Linked DNA regions of Mus musculus: region 1 is linked to region 2. The links are chromatin contacts, found by Hi-C or POLR2A ChIA-PET in ENCODE. All regions are on one chromosome and are shown on one strand. Each heading gives the region's core, a stretch centred on a gene start or an enhancer-like site at or near the end of the contact. The rest is flanking DNA. Distances are from core to core; before and after follow the strand shown.

Region 1 (3,309 bases), core at 234-2,733, 60 kb after region 2:
TCCTGGAAGGGTCCCCTCCTGCTATGGTAAGTGGCTCCTGTGTGCTGAGGAATGTTGGAAACCAGTGTGGTGAAAGGCCTGGGGCCTGGGTTTTAGGGCCAGGCAGAGACTTATCTCATCTTTGCAGATGTTTTTGGTCCCTGCTTCTGATTGGCAAAGGCTTTGCTGGAAACAGCTACTGCTCACTTCTGCAGTCAGCCTGTTCAAATGTCAGGAGTGCCTCCATTTTTGTTTTCCTTATGTTCTTTCCTAAGCATTCACTCAAAAAACCCAGGACCAGACAAAGATAGGGTTCTGCTGAGACAGTGGGGAATGGTTGGCACTGAGATGCTGGAAATCTTCACTATGATCTCTCTCTCTCTCTCTCTCTCTCTCTCTCTCTCTCTCTCTCTCTCTGTGTGTGTGTGTGTGTGTGTGTGTGTGTGTGTGTGAGAGGTTGACATTAGGCCTTTCCTCTATTGCTCTTTACCATATTAAAAAGTTTTAAATTACATTTATTTAATGTGTGTGGATGCATGCACACCATGGTAGAGCCCAGAGGTCAGCTTGTGGGAGCTGGTTTGCTCCTTTCAACATGAGGGATCCAGGGATGGAAGTCAAGGTCACCTGGTTTGGCCAGCACACTTCAGGGATCTGCCTGTCTCTACCCGCACAGGGCTAGGGTTACAGAACTCTCAGCTTAGCCAACTTTTTCCAGTTGGTGTCAGGGGTCTGAACTCAGATCCTCCTGGTTTTGAGTCAGGTACTCTGAGTCTCCTCCCTAAGCCCTCGTGGCTTTCGTAGAGATCAGTCTAGGCAGACTGGAGACCAGAGCAGGCCTGAAGCTCCATAGTCACATTTCCTTCCTGCCTGCTGGGATTCCCACAGAAACTGTACAGAAGCAGCGGAGTTACTGGAAACACATCACCAACTAAGGCTCTTACCTTCTACCCTTCAATCCCAGAAAGCCAGAGATAGAGATCATTTAAACAAAACCACCTTCAGACCTAAGGGGAAGACAGGAATACAGCTTGTAGAAGACCTAGCACTGGACAGGTGGACTCAAGTCCATCCTCACCTATGCTGTTTGAGGCAGGGTACATGAAACCTTGTCAAAAATAAAATAAGTAAAAAGAAAGAAAATGAAGGAGAAAGAAAGGAAAAGGAGAAAAAGAAAAGAAAAAAGAAACACACACACACACAAACCTATGGTTGAGAACACAAAATGAAGCAGTTATTTTCTGGGGACAGAAGTTGGTATCCTGGATGCTTTTTTTTTTTTTTTTTAACGTCTGTTATTTCGATAAACAGCTTTTAAAAGAATGACATCCTGTGTATCAAATTCTGAATTTTGTCAGGATATCCCTCAGTCTCCCCCCCCCCCCCCCCATTTGTTCCTGGAATCTCTCTCACTCCCTGCCCTACAGGCTGGTAGCATTTTAAACTTCTCCTGAGAACAAAGATGAGAGCCCTCGCCACATTTTAACGGTCTCCAGCTGTGGATCAGCCCTTCCGGCCAGCAGGAGCCTCAGCCACGCCCTCCCTCCCCGAACTTCTGGGCAGCTGTGTGCCTGGATCTTGGCTGCCGGTTAGTACTACGCCTTGGTCCCTGGAAAATGTTACCGCCCAGTGCGGCCACTTACAGAAACCATCCCGGGAACCTTTGGCACCAAGATCCAGGCTGGCTCTGTTGTCCAGGTGTTCTGTGAGAGAAATGCAACCTGTACTTACCCCGGGGGTGGGGAGCTCTGCACCAGGCTCCTACCCCTACTCCTGGCCGGTAAACCTCGGCGGCTTAAACCCTGTGACCCACAACTTCACCAACCCCCACCCCACCCTCCCCCTCACCAGTGTCTCCTTTGTATCTCCAGGAAAGTGCAACAGAGGGAAGGGACTGTCTGACAAACCAGCACACCTGAAGGGCTCTCCCTGTGCGCCTGCCCGGTAAGGAGAAATTCCCAACTCACAGACTATGCAGACACGGATAGTTTTAAAATTTAAAATTGAGCGTGGGGAATGTTGGCTCACATCTGTCATTCCAGCACTGGAGTGGCTGAGCCAAAAGAATTGTGGGTTCCAGGCCAGTCTGGACTGCACAGTGGGTTCCAGGCCAGTCTGGACTGCACAGTGGGTTCCAGGCCAGTCTGGACTGCACAGTGGGTTCCAGGCCAGTCTGGACTGCACAGTGGGTTCCAGGCCAGTCTGGACTGCACAGTGGGTTCCAGGCCAGCTTGGGCTGCAGAATGAAACCTGGTCTAAAACCCACAAAATTGAGAGACAGGTAGGACAGACCATGCTTATAATCCTCACACTCCAGAGGGAGAGAGAGGAGGGTTACCCTCGGTGGACTATGTATGGAGACCCTGTCTCAAAACATCACCAAACCAAAACTGAAGTAATGAGGAAGTTCCTCAAAACTAGAGTCTAGAACCTCTTCCCAGACTGCAGTGAAACGGTATGAAAGCAGGGACTCAGCATCCCTCACAATAGGTCAAAGGTGCAAGCGACTGAATCATGCCTCAGCCTCAGCGGATGAATGGCAAACAAGCAGTACCACAACGTGCATACAGTGGACTGGAGTACCCAGCCTGAAAGAGAATGGAAAAGTATCTTAAGACAGGGTCTGGTTATATGGGCCTGGCTGACCTGGAACCCACTGTGTAACCCAAGCTGGCTGGTGTCTGACCCACCCAAGTACCGCAGTTACCAGCATGACCTCTGTCATGCCGCTATGGATGGACCTTGAAGACAAGCTAACCAAACAGTGTCAGTGATGAAAGGGCGGGTAGTGTATAATCCGCTTGTCTGATGATTAGAAGAGCCAGATTCATAGAGACACAGTGAAATGCTGATAACCAGGGGCAGGGCAGCAGGGAACAGGATGTTATTGTTTGACGGGAATAATGTCAGTTGGGGACAATGAAAAAAAAAAAAACCCTGGAGACAAATACAATAATGGCTAGATGTACTTACCACCACTGAATTATCCATTTGAAGTGTTTTAGATGGAAAAATCTTGCTGTTTGTTCTACTGCAGAGGAGGACGAAGGGAGAGAAGAAGAAGGAGAAGAAGAAGAAGAAGAAGGAGAAGAAGAAGAAGAAGGAGAAGAAGAAGAAGAAGAAGAAGAAGAAGAAGAAGAAGAAGAAGAAGAAGAAGAAGAAGAAGAAGAAGAAGAAGAAGGAGAAGAAGAAGAAGAAGGGGAGGGAAGGGGGAGGGGAAGAGGAGGAGGAAGAGGAGGAGGAGGAGGAAGGAGGAGGAGGAGGAGAAGAAGAAGAAGAAGAAGGGGAAGAGGAGGAGGAGGAGGAAGAGAAGGAAGAGGAAGAGGAAGA
Region 2 (3,010 bases), core at 431-2,930:
ATCTAACCAGGATGTCTGTCCTACAGACGGCCCAGAACACCGGAGTGTCTACCAAGTGCTTAGCAGGTTAACAGCTCCTTTTAAAGAAGAAAGTAATTACCTTCCTTGCTGGCACACTGCTGAAGAGATGCCAGTTCTCCAGTGGTGAAGAATGCAAATCCACTCTCAGGACTGACCAGCAGAGCTCAGCCCTGCCCCCTCCTGCTCTTGTGCCTCCTCCTGCATCCTGAGCCTTAGGAGCCCTCTCTAATTAACAGAAGTCTGGTACTTCGGGCAGAGAGCTCAACCATAAACTGATTAGTAACCAACTCCTGCCAAGGGCTCGTTTAAGACATTTGATAGCACAGAGAGATGGCTTAAAATGTGCAGATTAACTGGCCATTCCGCTTGGCTCTCTGTTTCAGCCATACACTAAATTGGATCAACACAAAGCAACATTTGTTTCCTGAAGCAATTCAAGTTCTTTCGAGAGAGAAACTCCTTTCCACACTTACAATTCACACCCTCATCTCTTAGAGAGCATGGGTATAAGAAACATACATTTGAACAATCACTGAAGGCCTTTGGTAAAAGAACAGTTGTGGGCACTAGCCATTAAATTATCCACTGCCCCCACCTCCACCCCAAAATGAAAAAAACATGGGATAAATTCAGTGCCAAGAAAAAGTTTGCCTCTCCAAAAGTTTATGTTTTCTTTCTCAGACAACTGGATAAGAACATCTCTTTTTGTCTCGCCTTCAAAACTCTACAAATTTGGTGCTCAAATGCAGCAACAAATTCATGCCAACCACTCAACTAACTCATCCCAAGCAATAACTGCTCTTGGATTCTCTTTGCCTCTTTTGATCTTGATTATTTCTTTATGTCTGTTGCTTTGTTCTTCATTTTGCAAACCAACTAGAGCTTTTCCTTCTTCAAAGAGGAATACAAATCTTAGCAAAAGGCCTTTCTCTCACCTTCTTACAAAAATTCACCAGATCCTCCCACCCTGCTGCAAAGGGTTGTTCATTTCTCAGACCATCGATAGTAGGCCCATGTAAGACAATGGGCTAAGACAGTTCCCACCCCGTCATCAACTGGGACAACAGGAACAGCCCATCTTTAGGACTTGGGACTGGTTGTCTCAGGAGGTAGAGCTGACTTCCAAGGCCAAAGACATTCCCCATACACGAAGACAATGCCTAGGACAGATTCAACTAAAGCCACAATTCTAAGCCATCCCAGACAAGAAACCAGAATTAGCCAATGGGGGAAGAGTCTCCTTCCCAAAGATGATCATAAGCACTTCCCACCTGACCATTTAATACATATAAAGTTCTCCGTCAGGGCCTGGAAAAGGTGTTCAATAAATGGTAATTAGAATTCTCAATGTGTCAAGTGCAAAACCAAGTGCTGCATCACATGGGCACGAGGATCCCACTCTCTAAGAGACAACAGTCCACATCACCTACCTAGGATGACCTCTATACTTAGCAGGTCAGCTGTGTTCCTGGCTTTGTGTGTGTGTGTGTCTGTGAGTGTGTGTGTGTCACATCTTCATTATCTTATACAGGCCCGAGTTGTATTTGATGGCATGCACAAATTACATTTCTAGAGAAAACATGTAGGGTCAGTCAGCTGCCTCAGTTTCTGGGCAGAGAATGCAGTCTGCAGACTGTGACTAAAGGCCTGTGGCTGTACTCAGGCCCGACTCGTCTCCTGACAAGCGTCCAAGCAGCTGCAAACCATGAGTCACAGAGACCGGGGTGAAGGCTTAAGAGGAAGACAGAGAAGAACACAGTTGTTTTTATAATGTTTACACTCCTGGTGAGCTCACAATTATGCAAGGGCCTCTGCATACTCTAAGCCACGGTCATGCCTGCATACAGTTCTGGGTTTGGATGCATGGGTTTTACGCTATCTATATGTTGGGGCAGGCCTAGTCTGTGTAAAGCACACAGAAGCTCTGGGGCTCCATGCATGCACTGGAGATGTGCACTCATGTCTTTCACAATGGCACCGGCACTCTGCAGGAAAACGAGTGGCAGGACCCTTAGGATAATCAGGGAGTCTTTCCCACAGTTTAGCCTCTTTATTTCCCCTCAGTCTCTGGAGAACACGTCACCAACAAATCCCTTCAGTTACAAAGCCCGTTCCCTCCCAGAGCTTGCCCCTGATGTCTGACAGTGCCTGTACTTCCCCCAGGGTATGTGGGATCAATACACCAGGACTTCAAAGAAACCCTCAGAATTGGAGTGCAGGCAGAATTTTCACAAAAAAAAAAAAAAATCCCAGAGCTAGGACTCAGAAGTTGGAGGGGGCGGGGAGGGGAGGAAGCCAGAGTGGGGATTTGACAGCACCACACAATGCACCAGGATCAGAGCTGTGAGACAGATTCAACTCCAGAGATGAAAACTCTTCTCTTGGTGCTGACAACATCTGTTTTATTTTGAAGGTTGCTAAGGAGAGTCCTGGCTGGGCCAACATTGTTCCAGCCCAGGACTTCACAGAGCGCCTCGGAGCGCAGGCTCCTGACTGCAGGAATGAAAGCAGATAAGCCTGCTCCTTTCGCTCTTTAGATATCAAAGCCCCACTTTGCTCACAGGGCTACCACCCCCCCCCCAGTCTCAGTCCCAACTAGCCTTTCCCTACCGCTTACTCTCTAAGGATGCTTTCCCTTGCACCGTACTACCATTCACAAGTTCCCATCCATTTCTTAGGGACAGACAGACAGGGAGTGCACCCTTGAGCCAGCATAGGACCTCTATATAAGACAGAGAAGAATTCCATAGGAGCTGGAGACATGCACATGTAGGAGGAGGGTTAGCATCAGACAGAGGATGAAGTCTTTTACTGCCCTTTAAAGATCAGTGTTGCCTCCTTAATCAAAGACAAATCAAGTGTCTTTGTCAGGGCTCAAAGCCCTGTGAGGGCAGTGAAGAGCTGACCATAGGCTGACCACTGTGGAAATGAAGCAGGTGGGGAGCCAGCCACACCCCACCAGCCCCTCCCACCTAAGCTGAATTGAATG

Evidence for each region. Hi-C counts contacts between places; a loop is a spot of excess contacts on that map. ChIA-PET counts read pairs that join two places held with the same protein, here RNA polymerase II (POLR2A).
Region 1: a map of regulatory T cell shows a loop between it and region 2 (2.0-fold over the local background). The contact joins two enhancer-like sites. A Hi-C loop is called at or near these places in 1 of 37 maps with a recorded cell type or tissue (regulatory T cell). POLR2A ChIA-PET finds 5 or more read pairs at or near these places in 1 of 5 experiments (embryonic stem cell).

The regions. Positions count from the first base shown.
Region 1 is chr3:101,129,193-101,132,501 of GRCm38, forward strand. No RefSeq gene overlaps it. Among named protein-coding and RNA genes, the nearest start is that of Ptgfrn, 21 kb to the left of the region's middle. Within about 2 kb of position 1,484, at least 1 of the 3 ENCODE cell types and tissues checked has a DNase peak (open chromatin) inside an H3K27ac peak, as active enhancers do.
Region 2 is chr3:101,068,676-101,071,685 of GRCm38, forward strand. All of the region lies in intron 4 of Ptgfrn (prostaglandin F2 receptor negative regulator), which reads right to left. Among named protein-coding and RNA genes, the nearest start is that of Gm52612, 39 kb to the right of the region's middle. Within about 2 kb of position 1,681, at least 1 of the 3 ENCODE cell types and tissues checked has a DNase peak (open chromatin) inside an H3K27ac peak, as active enhancers do.